Linked DNA regions of Homo sapiens: all the other regions are linked to region 1. A link is a contact called in ENCODE Hi-C or POLR2A ChIA-PET data. All regions are on one chromosome and are shown on one strand. Each heading gives the region's core, a stretch centred on a gene start or an enhancer-like site at or near the end of the contact. The rest is flanking DNA. Distances are from core to core; before and after follow the strand shown. Region 1 overlaps LINC02815 (long intergenic non-protein coding RNA 2815). Region 2 has its middle 130 kb from the start of RHOU. Region 3 has its middle 100 kb from the start of RHOU.

Region 1 (4,437 bases), core at 1,399-3,898:
TTTTATTTTTCAGATTATCTATTTATTTATGTAACAGAAATGGTGTCTTTCTGTGTTGTCCAGGCTGGTCTTGAATCCCTGGGCTCAAGCAATACTCCCGCCTTGGCCTCCCAAAGTGCTGGTATTATAGGCATGAGCCACTGTGCCTGACCTATATTTTAGATTCTAATTCATGCATTAGCTTGGGAAAGTAATGATATTCTTTAAAGAAGGAAGCAACCAGAGCTGTTCTCCACCTCCTGAATCACTCAGGGCATAGAGCTCCAAGACACGGGTGGCGTTACTGAAATAAAGCATTGTAGTTCACTTGTGCTATGTGGACCTTGTGGGGTGGTACCACTCTGTTCCTCAGGCTCATGTGGCAGCCTCATCAGGAACATGGTCAGTCACAATGGCAGAGGGAAAAAGGATCATGGCAAAGCGAGTACAGGCCCTTGAGGCTCTGCCAGAAGTAACAGACATCACTTTCAATCACATCTCAAAGGAAGGCTTGTGTCAAAGGACAGTTAGAACCCAATCTAAGATGTAGAAAGTTGAATAGCATTAGCAGTCACATAGGTTGACAGGAAAGAGACAAGGATGGAAGCTGCTGTTACTGTCTTGGTGAGAAAGGAGTAATGAAGAGACAGGAGTAAAGGAGAGCAGGGATCTGAGAGGCAGAGCTCAGGCAAATGTGATGTTATTTGGGGAGAAATTACATGAGGAGGTGAGGGGAAGGAGAAACTAGAGGTTCCTTAGGGTCTAGCTTGGGTAAGATGGGGGTGCTGGCACCCAGGAAGCAAGGAGGAGTAAATGGAATGTTCTCTGCTTTGCAGGATGGTGCTGGTGGCAATTTTCACTTCCCAGGCCCCTAGCCAGTAGTAGAATATAGAGAAAAGATGAGGTTTCTTCATTTCATAAACAATCAACTAATCAATAAGCAGGCAGCCCTCTTCCTCTGAATGTCCTGCGTTAATTGAAAACCAGAGGACTTTGATCACTGAGGATTGTGTTGCATAACTGGTTTCAATGCACCATTGTTTTCCTCCCTGGTTTTTTTCCATGATGGAAATGATTTGTTTGCCACACTGGGCAGGAGATCATATTTAAATGTTTCTTGGGTTTGATCTCCAAACAGGGGATTAACTAATGCTTGTGCTAAGGTGCAGAGTAGTGGTAAACAGATTTAATAAACTCTAAGTATGTAAGCTGCTGTTGAGGGCAGGGGTAGTCTAAGATGTGGGCACCTGCTGGTTTCCAGCTTGGTCAACACCAGAAAGTGTCACATTTTGTACTTAAAAACTCAGAGGAGTTTGACAGCAGAAGAAGCCAGGGGTGAAGGTGGAGAGGCTGAGAGCCAGGTGTTTCCAACTTAGGTCTGCTTTTGCCATGAACCTGGGCAAGTGATGACAGGTTCTAAAGATCTTCCAAGTGTTCAAGGGCAGAGATGGGGAGGAGGTGGGGGGCCACATTTGCTGAGATTCAGACATTTATGGAGTGCTCCTAAGAAGGGTAATGAACGCCAAGCTACCTGCTCGAGAGAAGGAGATTCACGTTTCCTCTCTTTGCTATGGGAGTGAACAGAGACCATGATTGCTTGCAATAGGAGCCTTCATAACCTCTCTGCCCTTCACCGACGAAAGTGGATTCTATCTTTGCCAGCTCCATTTCTGGGCTTTTACAATTTAGAATCAGGGCAAGGGAGAGAGAGAAAGAGAAATGGAGATTCAAGCAGGCAAGTGGTGGGGAGACAGCTGGGAATTACAGAAGAAGAATCAGAGACTTCCTTGCAGGAGAGAATTAAGAGTAGAGGTTAAATAAAAGAAGCAGAAGAAAATCAGGCACCCACATGGGCTGCCAGGAGGCAAGGCTTTGCTGGGAGCAGAGAGTAAGAGAGAAGTTTTGGAGAATCAGTGAGAGAGCTGGAAAAAGAGGCTTGAGAAAAGTTTTGCTGCATGTTAAACTTCACCCTGTGGTGTGCCTTGATAATCTAAATAGTAATGGAATAGATTTTCATGAACATTTCCAGTAAAACAGACTTTGAGTTGGTGCGTTTTGGAGCCTCTCTGGAACCTGAGATGCTCTGAAGCCTGGATCGCTATGGAAGTAGCCTGCTGGGGGGTGGAGGTTGGCACAGGGGATGCCAGGCAGGTGGTCACCCCCCAGGCCTCAGCTTACCCATCTGTAGCACTGTAAGGACCCTGCCTGTTCCATCCTGTCTTTGCGCTTCTCAGCTCTAGCTTTCTCATTAGGGTGCAAGCTCTTCAAGGCAGGCCTATGTCCTCATCCCCCTGTCCCTCCCACTCCCTGGTGTGCACAAGAGAGGTCAATCGCTCCAGGTCTGTGAGGCAATAGGGTAAGTGTCACGGCCAGCACCACCCCTTCTTCTCCAGGACGGGAACCCTTCAGCCATGTTTCTTTTGAAGCTTTCTTTCCCCCTTTCCCCTTCATGCGTCTCCCCAGATGATGGGCTCACCAACCACATCCTGAGTCCTCTGCACAGGAAAGCAAGAAGGGTTGTTTTCACCCCAGTGCCCTTCCCTTTCCCTTCCCCCACCACCAGCAGCTCAGAAGCCAAAGTCCCCTGGAAATAGGTCTCTGCTTCCTTTGCTAACTCGTGGCTGATGGGCGTGTGTGGCATCCACCCCAGCTTCCTCCTCTGTGCCATTAGTTCTGCAACAGCTGGAAAGCAAGTCTGCGCTTCCCAGCACCTTTGCGCTAGGATTCTGGATGTGATGTGGGTTCTGCCAATCAGATTAGTCCCATTTTTTCTGTCACGAGACTAAATTTGAGGCAGGGTTAAGCTGAGAGACAGAGGCAGGGAGGGACGCACCCATGTAGGGGCAGAGCTCCTAGAAAAAGCATTGCAGTTTTAGCCCTGGCTTCCCGGTGTGACTGGGGCCTCCCTAATTGTAGCAGAAGGCAGGTCCTTCCGCATCCAGCCCTGTGGCGTGGCTTTGGGAAGCGAACCTGCCTCCTAATGATTCCGGGAGTCATGTAATTCCCCATGAGCACTCCCTTTCTGCTTTCAGAAAGACTTGTCTCTCTGCTGCTGAGTCCTGCCTGACACCTACGAGCACCCTGGTTGGGTGGGCAGCTGCAAGAGGCTGGCCCCCCATCCAGAGGAGGCTTTGTGACGAGGTCCTGGCCATGGGCAGGTCTACAGAAGTTGCTGGCGGGGCTTCTGGGGACGAAGAAGCAACCCCAGCTGGCTGCTCAGCTCCTTAACTGTCTGCCATTTGCCCTCTGGGATGTGGTCTCGACACCTCAGCTTGAGTGCTAAGAGGCAAGCAGCAGAGGAGAACGTGGGCTCAGGTGTCCCGGCAGGAAGAAGAGCACCCGGGGCTCTGCGGCTAAGGTGCTGCCGCCCTGCACTTGTGTGGGAGCCCCTTCAGAGGCTGCCTCTCTCTTCTACTTCCCTGATCCCCTCTCCTGCCCAGCACTAGGGAATCTTTGCTCGTTGGGTCTTTTATTTTTAGCTACACGGTTCAATGAAAGCCTTTCTGCTTTCTCTGCATTGATTTTGCAGAACAATCCAAGGGTCGGTCTGATGCTTTTATGGCTCAAATTTCCTGGGGTTTATTTTTCACGAGTAAAAGTAAAAGTTAAAACTCCTGTTTGTACCTTTAGATAACTAGCTTACCGTGGTGTGGACGGGTAGAGAATGAGGGAGACGGAGAGACTTTGGAGTCAGACTGAGTAGTTTTAATCTGGGCTCCATCACTTACTAGCTGTGTGGCGTTGGGGGAGTAAATAAGCCTCTCTGAGCTTCAGTTTCCTCATTTATAGATTAATAATAGCAACAATACTCAGCTCATAACCACTCAGGTTGTTTGTGAAGTTCAAATAAGGTAATGCTTATAAAACTGAGAGGCCAGGTGCGGTGGCTCATGCCTATAATCCCAGCACTTTGGGAGGCTGAGGCGGGCGGGTCACGAGGTCAAGAGATTAAGACCATCTGGCTAACACGGTGAAACCCCGTCTCTACTAAAAATACAAAAATTAGCTGGGTGTGGTGGCGGGCACCTGTAGTTCCAGCTACTCGAGAGGCTGAGGCAGGAGAATCACTTGAACCCAGGAGGTGGAGTTTGTAGCGAGCCAAGATCACGCCACTGCACTCCAGCCTGGCAACAGAGCAAGACTTCGTCTAAAAAAAAAAAAAAAAAAAAAAAAAGACTAGTTCATGATACTTATTAAGAGCTTAATTTTAAAAAAACAAAGCTCTTATTGTAATTACCTTTAGTTTTTTCATTTATAAAGAGGACAAAGAAAATCAGCATACACGCACACTCACTGATATAGAACTGGCTCCAGCGCAGGGAGTTCTATTTTAAGCAGGCCCAAGTGGGCCTTGTCTCTACAAGTCAATAGCAAAATAGAGGGTAAGGGGAGATCTGAATGGTTCTGGGAGCAGCCGGGGAAAGCAGAAACCAGGTTCATTTAGAGAGACGTGGGAGG
Region 2 (4,483 bases), core at 1,624-4,123, 270 kb after region 1:
GCTACTTTCTCCAGGTGTTTGTGCCCCCTCGCAATGACCTTGAGTGTCTCCTGCGCCATCATCCTTGCTGCTGGTGATACAACAGCTGCAGTGTAAGAATCCCAGCATCACCTTAGACACACCCCACCCCCAACACACACACACCGGATACAGTCAGTCGCTCAGCGCAGGGAGCAGGCTCCTGGAGAACGCTCTGTCCATGCCTCCTCAAATCCCCGCACAGCCCCTCTCACCTGGGTTCCTGCCACAATTTCCTGCCTGTCTCTCTCAGCCAGACCCTCCCCTGCCTTACAGGGCTGCCTTCCACATGGAAGAATCAGAATGATCTGATTGAGTTACTCTCATGCTTTCCACCTCTCAGTGTCTCCCAAATCAAATTAAAATCCTCAGCAAAGCACACCAGGCCTATCACAATTACACCTTCCCATCCCTCCAAGCCCAACCCTCTACCTCGGCATCCACCCAAACTCCGTTCCTGAAGGTTGTGTTCCTTGCCTTAGGTGTGCAGTCCCCTCTTCATACTCCAAGATTCAGCTCCAGCTGCCCCCACACTGCCTTTCTCAGAAGCTTTCCTTGCACCCTCCCCAGGCAGAGTCGACCCCCTTCGAGCCTCCATTGTGTCTCCTGCACACCTGAACTTCCCAAACTGGGTTGGATGCTCTCCTCGAGTTTCCTGTAGCTCCTATGCTCACAAGGATCGTGGCACTGTGGGGTAATTGCTCCAGTGCTGCCTGCTTCCTTCTTAGATTCAAACTCCTTAAAGGAAAAAGCAGGTCTTACTGAAAATTAAAGTCCCAGCTCTTGCATAATGCTGGGCACACAGCTGGAGTCCTGAAGAATTTGCTGGATAGAGGAATGAATAAACGTAGCCCTTAAGCAGTGAGTTCCTGTCTCTCTCCTTCCTTAGTAAATCAGGTCATTGGGAGCATTTATCTTTGTGTCTCTGGTGCCCGTGCAGAAGCTGGCCCTTCACAGGCAGGCAAAGGTGTGTTTCACTCACTTGTTCTGACTATTCCTGAATTTGGATAACTCGTAGTCCCATGTCTCTCTGAGATTCTAACAGGACCCAGGGACAACCTATGGGAAGACAGGGGTAGTGTGGGAGTGGGGTTTCTTGGAAGCCCACCTTGCTGGGATGAGTGACTCAGGTTCTCCCAACTTTGAAGTTCAGGGCCCAGCTGCAGGCGGCCCCCATCCCGCCCTGCGCTAGAGGGCGTGTGTTGGGTGGAGGGGGCACACATGCCAAGGAGGGGCGGTGAACATTGGGTGCTTGGGAGATGGAAGGGTCAGCACAGTGCAGACATAAAAAACCAAATGGCAGAGCCCAGGAGAGAGCATTTGGTGGCAGGTGACACTCACGAGGATCAGAGTCTCAGCCCACTTGGCTCAGGTGCTCCGACCAGCCCCTCTGCTGACCCTGGCTCCGAGCCCTGTGACCTGGCAGTGACTTTCCTCTTCTTAGAAAAAGGAGGAGGGTGGCTAATTGAAAACAAACCAACTGCTTCTCCTCTTTCCTCAGCCCTCAGGAAAAGCATGTAATCATCTCCAGGATTTAGAGATCTTTTTCTTCTAAAGTCAAGGGAAACTTGTTGTTCACTCCAGCCATCTTATTGCTCCTGAATTGTGTGGTCTGAATCCTTGTCTGCTGGAAGCTTTGGACAACACACTGATCAGAGCACTAAGTTTGGAGTCCAAGCCGTGGTTCCCTGTGCCTCAGTTCTCCCACCCAGAAAGCAGTTGATCCCTTGGTCCAAGTGGCAATGATGCCCAACAGAACTTTCTGTGGTGCTATCCAGTATGAAAACACTCGCCACATGTGACTTTGCAGGATGGCTAGTGCAACAGAGGACCTAATCTTTAATTAAATTGACTCATTAATATTTGACTAACTGGACTGCACAGCTGTAAGGTTGAACCTGCTCTGACGTTACATCCCATTCCCACAAGCACACCCTTTGTCTCTCTAATTCTCATAGCCACTTTCTCCACAGAGGGATAACTTGGATTATATAGTCTATGTGAAGCCTTTAAATATGGGACATGGGTCAGAAAGGGCAGAATGCAGTGTCAGAAAGACAGCTTTCTTTGAAAGTAAAAGACAAAACTGAAAATGATGCACTGGGGAGGAGAGCCTTCCGCCCACCCCCTCTTCCCTTTCGTAATCCTGCAGAGACCACACGGTGTTGCAAATCAAAGTCTGCTCTCTGGCCAGATGCAGATAGGAGCAAAACTTTCATCTCTTTTCTTGCTTCTACATAGTGCTCCTTTTTGAACCTAACACCCTCCCAGCCTGCCCCTTGGATCTGTTCTAATAGCAGTGATTGGAGCTGTTGTGCTAGGACAGGTGGCTCCATGAGACAGGAGCTACCACGGTGCAGTGAGGACACCTGGGAGCGCCCAGAGCTCCGGGACACATAGGCTGAGAGCTGTGCTCTGGTGCCCATCATCCCTGCAGGCACTGCCGGCTCGGTCCCACCCAGCCCACCCCAGGGCTGCACAGGGTCCCTGTCCTGGGACACTGGTTTTCTACCCTCAGGCATGTTTGCTGATTCTCCCAGACCCTGGCCAGTATTTTTCTCCCAAAAGCCTTCCTGGCATACCCAGCTGGCACTGCCCTCTCCTTTCTTGGACCCTGCTGTGCAGCAACGTTTCAGAGTCATTCTGCACCTTCAGTTCTGCACTAGAGTCATTCTCCAAATATTTCTGTGCTATCTCAGCTAGATCAGAGCCTCCCTATAAGCAGAGGTTGAGTCATCTATTTCTTTTTTATCCACTTGTGGCACCAAGCTCAGACTTTGCTCTGCACTACTTACTCACCCAGTGCTTACTGACTGATTTATTGACCCAGAACCATGGCGAGAATGCAGTCAAGCTATTACCGTGAACTTCACAATGCAGGCACGTGAGCTAAGGTGACAGGGGTTGAACCCAGATTGCTCGCTGGGGCTTTTGTTCTTGCTCTGACTCTACTACCAGCTCAGGTATCAGAACACGCTACCCTATTCCCAGGGGCCCCTGTTTGGTTCAGACCGCACAGTCCCTGCTTTGCAGGGCTTCAGGGACCACACCAAGGAAGGCCACTGTGAACATCATAAATGGCACGCTGAATGGCACTCATTGTTAGTATAAAGTGCAGGTACGTTCTGTACAGTGAGATTAGACGGGTTACTCAGAGCCAGCAGCCGGGACACACCTGTTCTTTTTCTCTGCATCAAAAATCCCTCTTTTCTCTGCACACATTTCTTCTCTCCCAATTTCCACGAGGTGGCTAAGGGCCTTCCTGGACATTTCTTAGACTTCTTAGAAACTCATCTAGAAACTCCCTGATGGGTTTCTAAAATTATAAATTCACTGGCACTCAGCAAATCTACATTTTACATAAGAGAAAGTCAGCCTAGAATAAAAACTTGCCTTTTAAAAGCCAGCTTTTCTGCCACCACTTCCATCCCTCTAGACTGCTGTCTCTTGCCATAGATTCTCCCTCTGGACCCTTCTGGATGTCTGCCTCACCATGGAGCAGCCCTTGGACCCTCAGGCTGACTGAATGACTCATACCTGGGTCAGCCCTCTTAGAGGGACTGCTCCATGCCACTGCATAAACAGAAGAAAAGGTCGGGCGTGGTGGCTCACACCTGTAATCCCAGCACTTTGGGAGGCTGAGGTGGGTGGATCACGAGGTCAGGAGTTCAAGACCAGATTGGCCAACATGGTGAAACCTCATCTCTACTAAAAATACAAAAATCAGCCAGGTGTAGTGGCATGTGCCTATAATCTCAGCTACTCAGGAGGCTGAGGCAGGAGAATCGCTTGAACCTGGGAGGCAGAGGTTGCAGTGAGCTGACATCGTACCATTGCACTCTAGCCCAGGGGACATAATGAGACTCTGTCCCACACCCCACCCCACCCCCCAAAAAAACCCAAAAAGCAAAAAACAAACAAACAAACAAACAAAAAACAGAAGAAAACACCACAGTGGAAAGGCCTGTGAAAGGAAAATAAAATCTCGGGACTCCAAACTCACTATGCCAAAGGGAAAAGTTAAGCTTGGAAACTGAGTCATGCAAAAACTCCCTTCCTTTTGTTCCAAGACAGCTGTAATTTCGCAGGCTGACTTTCTCTTATGTAAAATGTAGATTTGCTGAGTGCCAGACTAATGCTTAATTGACTCCTCCGCTTTCTTTTCAGGTGTAAAATGTAGATTCACAGAGCCTCACAAGAATTGTAACCACTTGTCTCATTGCCTACCCTCCCTCCTTTTATTTTTCCTTTTTCTTCCCCTCCTGATTGCTCTTTCCCCTTTAAACACTGAGGTTCCCAAAACTCTATCTGGAAAAAGCATAGGATACAGATTCTACTGTGATTTATGTTTCTTTTTCTCTGGTGCCTCCTCAACCTTGGCAAAATAAGCCTCGAAATCAATTGAGATCTGTCTCAGTCACTGTGGTTTACAGACCCAACTCCTGCACTTAGGTAGTCAGGAGAG
Region 3 (4,322 bases), core at 155-2,654, 290 kb after region 1:
ATAGTATAGGTATGTAGTAGGTTATACCGTCTAGGTTTGTGTAAGTACTCTCTATGACGTTCAAACAACAATGAAATCACCTGATGCATTTCTCAGACTGCATCCCCATCATTAAGCAATGCGTGACTGTACTTCTTATTATTCCACAGTGGCAAAAATAAAGCAGAGCAAAACAAAACAGTGCGTGTGTGTGTGTGTGTGTGTATGCAAGTGTGTGCATCCAAGCCTCTGTGTCTGCACAGAGTAAGGGTCCGTGGCCCTCATCAATAGCATCTCATGGGCTTTGGATCAGGCATTTGTCATTTGTAATATGTCCCCTTCCATTCTAGTTCTTGCTCGGTAAACCAGTTCAAAAACGCTCATTTCTGCCTCATTCTTCATTCTCTAGCCCCATGCCTCTCCAGGATGGTCAGAGGCCACCTTAGATGGCCCCGGCCTGCCCTGTACTTAGCTTCCCTTCCTCTCACCCCATAAGCCCTCTGTGAAGAGCAGGCTCTCTCCCTCCGCTCCACTGCCCCAGCGTCTTAGCTGAGTTCATGACCATTTTCAAAAATAAACAACAAATATAGTGGGCTGTGGGGGAGACAACGCACTTTGGAGCAAGAGGATCATGAGTCATGGTTTGGCTATTTCTCTGAATTCTAGTCTTGATCAAGTTACTGAAGCTCCCTGTGCCTCACTTTTTTCATCTGTAAACTGGGACTGATGGTATGTATTATCTACCTGACGTGGTTGTTGAGGAGATAAGAGCAAATGGGAGCAGGCATACAAAAGCCCAGGAGTGACGGCAGATTGTGCTAGAGGGCTGGGACACAGCCACATGTCCCACAGGGCCCTGACCACAGCAGGGAATATAGACCCATGACCAGCCCCACACCCCAGAAGAAAGTCAGATGAAAACTGAGATCACTTATTTTCTAAGGTCCTTCTTTCCTTGGGGAGTGTCTATTTGCATGGCCAGTGTAAGAGTGAATGGATTCAAACAGGATAATGGGAACAACTGCGGAAGCTTGGTCCAAACAACTTGAGTTGACCTCCTTAAGTGTAGCCTCCTGTGGTGACAGCGCACAGGAAATGAGGGGAATTGTTGCCTCTTTGTCCAGTTAGAGCTGAGTTACAGCTCAGAGAACCCTTTAGAACCTTGGATGAAAGGAGCTAGACTTCTTTCTGCCCACGATTCTAGAACACCAACCCTGTGGACACACCTTTTTTAAAACCACCAAACAAAACCACATGGAGTGTTTATAACCAAGGAATAATGGCTCGGACCTCCCTTCCCTCAGATAGCAGGAGCTTCTTACGTAAGGGGCACTCGATTGTGTTCACAGAGCCAACAGCATGAGTCACTGACCCCTGAGGTCATTCTGGCTCTTTTCAAAGCAAACAGAGTCCTGTTTTATAGATACAGGTAAGAAGTGAAAGAAAAAAGAAAAAGACAAAAGTTAAGAATCTGAAGGCACCCAGTGAGCAGTGGGGACAAGCACCTTCTCTGTTCATTGCTGGAATCCTGGTCACCCTCGCAGAGGCAGCACATTAATGGTTCAAGGCCTTTGCACCAGTGTGTGATGTAATCGCCACAGCTCAGCAGATTGCTGAAGGAACCACCCAGCTGCTTCTTACAAGTACATACATATCCATGGTGAAAATGTTCTCTGTGCTTGTTCCCTGGGCACAATTCACAACAGAATTTAGAACTGTACTCAACATGCCTCCCTGCACTAAATATATGTCATTGCTAACGTGTGGCTCTGTCACAGAAGCCTCCGAGCTATTCAGAAACTCTCAGGAGGTCAGAAGGGCTACCTTTGTCCAGAGCTCTGGTTAAAGATTAACAGGCTGGAGTCTTTGGGCCTGGCAGGGCCTAATGTAGTCTGCTGTCACCTCTCCGGGGTGAAGGAGCTGTGCGGGGCAGGCCCAGTGCCCACCGGATGACAAGAACAAAAGCCACCACACCCAGAGGCAGGATCTAGCATCTTGACCCCAGCTCTCCCTGAACTTCTCGGGGCCTCTGTTTCCTCAGTTGTGACATAGTGGGGTTGGACCTGACTCCCAGGGTACATGACAGAGGAGGTTTGCAAGGGAGCTGGGCTGGGGTTTGGCCTGCTGCTGGGGCCCTGAGCCCTGACTGCCCCATGGAAGCACAGCAGTGCAGCCCACTTCTGCGTCTGTTGGGGCCTCCAGCTTTCCTCTTCAGGGTTGCTGAGGAAGTTCTGGCAAGTTCCATCCACAGGAAGGTGTGCTGGGGAGGGATAGCAAATGGCAGACGCAAACACTAAGCCACAGGAAGCTCCCCATGGGACCACCAGGTGAAAACTGAGCTTGGCCTTGCTCAGGGGAGCAACCTGACATGGGTTTTTTTTGTTTTTTTGGGGTTTTTTTTGAGACAGTCTTGCTCTGTCGCCCAGACTGGAGTGCAATGGCATGATCTTGGCTCACTGCAACCTCTGCCTCCTGGGTTCAAGCGATTCTCCTGCCTCAGCCTCCTGAGTAGCTGGGATTACAGGAGTGTGCCACAACTCCCCGCTAATTTTTGTATTTTTAGTAGGGACGGGATTTCACATGTTGCCCAGGCTGGTCTCAAATACCTGACCTCGTGATCCACCCACCTTGGACTTCCAAAGTGCTGAGTTTACAGGCATGAGCCACCACGCCCGGCCACCTGACATGGTTTTTATGTTCTGTGAGAAGTTTTGTTGTTTTCTTCTTTTTAACGAGAAGATTTATGAGAATTCCTGCATCTTAACATCTATCCTGACACCGAGATAGAAGGCATTCTGAAACTACACATAATCCAGAAATGTGAACTTCCACCTCGTACCCAGAGGCCTCGCCCAACATCAGGTGCTCTCAGGCTCCAGATCCATTTTCAGTCAGGAAAAGAAATGAAAATACAAAACCAAGCAATTGAGTGAGCCATCTCTTAAGGACTGAATTATCAGGCATCTATAATGCTCTTTACCCTTTTTTCTTTCCCAGTCAGCGATGCTGCTTACACTACACATAAGATAAATGCAGCCTGGAAATGCAGCCTTCCCATTTTTGTTCCAAGCAGGTGGAAGCTTCTCCCTGCTGCTGTGTGGTCCTGACACACATACCCCAGTTAAAAACAAATAAAAACAGAAATGGCCCCACCATCACTAAATAAAACACCATGTATCTCCTTTGGTCCAATCACCCCATCTCACGTGGCTGAGTGACGCTGGCAGAGCATGGACCCCTGGATGCTGGGTAACTGCAGCAGAGATTCTCTCCCTCTGTAAACAGGCTGCAACCCGAGGAATGAATGTGTGCCTTCTTCTAGGGCTGCTCCTACCCTTTGCTTGCACAGCCTCTCTCTGTGCTCTGGTTCATTACAATGCTGAAGTCACTCTGCTTATCAGGGACCTTTGAGCTGCAGAGCACTGGCAGAGGCTGTGAGGAGGGATAAAAGAAACAGAGGACTGTATTTCTGGCCCTGAGGAGTCTACCTTCTAAGGAAGAAGCAGGTAAAGTGCATATAAAAGATAATATGTTACTACATACATAAAGAAATGCAAACTCCTCTGCTGTGAACGATACTCTCAAGCCCTGGGGGCTATGGGATTAGTGAACATCGTCAACCAGGTAACTCAGGGAAAGCTTAGCCGGGTGGTGAATCCATCATTGATCCCACTAGCACAGATAGTCAGGTGCAGACATTCCAGTCAGTAAAGGCTTGCCCTCCAGTGTGCATGCTAGTGCAGGCATCCCAGGGTAGGAAACTGTAGGCAGGCTTGTTGCAGCAGTGTGGGAAAGAAACAGGGGTGAGCCACGCGGAAGGACTTACCCATGCAGAACATCAGCGCCCATTCACACATCTGTCCCTTTAACAAATGTGTATTGCCTGTTCTGACACTGACATGAGCATTCATTCATGCTGACAAATCTGGCTAATTATGATAGGCAATCAGCAACCAAGCAATGATACAGTCAGAGTAGCATTGGAAGAAGAGATTTTTGAGATGACATGAGGAAAGGCTTAGAGGATAAGAGAGGCTGGAAATGAAAACTCAGAAAATAACAAGACTTGAGTGGGTTTTATTTAGAAAAAATATTAATGACACAAAACTTACAGAATTTTGGCCTCATTGTTTTGTGGTCTTTTTAATCAGCTTAACATGTTAGAAATAGACACATAACATGCTACAAGAAAATAGAGAGGACCCGGGCTTGGTGGCAGGAGCCTATAGTCCCAGCTACTTGGGAGGCTGAGGTGGGGGATCGCTTGAGCCCAGGAGTTCAAGGCTGTAGTGTGAGATGATCATGCCTCTGAGCAGCCACTATACTTCAGCCTGGGCAACATA

The links. A loop is a pair of places that touch in the nucleus more often than their neighbours do. ChIA-PET counts read pairs that join two places held with the same protein, here RNA polymerase II (POLR2A). Pooled maps may share reads with other maps.
Region 2: a map of naive thymus-derived CD4-positive, alpha-beta T cell shows a loop between it and region 1 (1.9-fold over the local background). The contact joins two enhancer-like sites. A Hi-C loop is called at or near these places in 1 of 168 maps with a recorded cell type or tissue (naive thymus-derived CD4-positive, alpha-beta T cell). POLR2A ChIA-PET finds 5 or more read pairs at or near these places in 1 of 52 experiments (HepG2).
Region 3: a loop to region 1 is called in a map of HepG2, with 2.4 times the contacts of the local background. The contact joins two enhancer-like sites. A Hi-C loop is called at or near these places in 2 of 168 maps with a recorded cell type or tissue (Calu3 and HepG2) and 2 of 50 pooled maps. POLR2A ChIA-PET finds 5 or more read pairs at or near these places in 1 of 52 experiments (HepG2).

What each region holds. Positions count from the first base shown.
Region 1 is chr1:229,128,287-229,132,723 of GRCh38, reverse strand. All of the region lies in intron 1 of LINC02815 (long intergenic non-protein coding RNA 2815), which reads left to right. Among named protein-coding and RNA genes, the nearest start is that of LINC02815, 24 kb to the left of the region's middle. RefSeq lists an enhancer at 2,408-2,702. Within about 2 kb of position 2,648, at least 8 of the 41 ENCODE cell types and tissues checked have a DNase peak (open chromatin) inside an H3K27ac peak, as active enhancers do.
Region 2 is chr1:228,859,646-228,864,128 of GRCh38, reverse strand. No RefSeq gene overlaps it. Among named protein-coding and RNA genes, the nearest start is that of RHOU, 130 kb to the right of the region's middle. Within about 2 kb of position 2,873, at least 9 of the 41 ENCODE cell types and tissues checked have a DNase peak (open chromatin) inside an H3K27ac peak, as active enhancers do.
Region 3 is chr1:228,835,638-228,839,959 of GRCh38, reverse strand. No RefSeq gene overlaps it. Among named protein-coding and RNA genes, the nearest start is that of RHOU, 100 kb to the right of the region's middle. Within about 2 kb of position 1,404, at least 24 of the 41 ENCODE cell types and tissues checked have a DNase peak (open chromatin) inside an H3K27ac peak, as active enhancers do.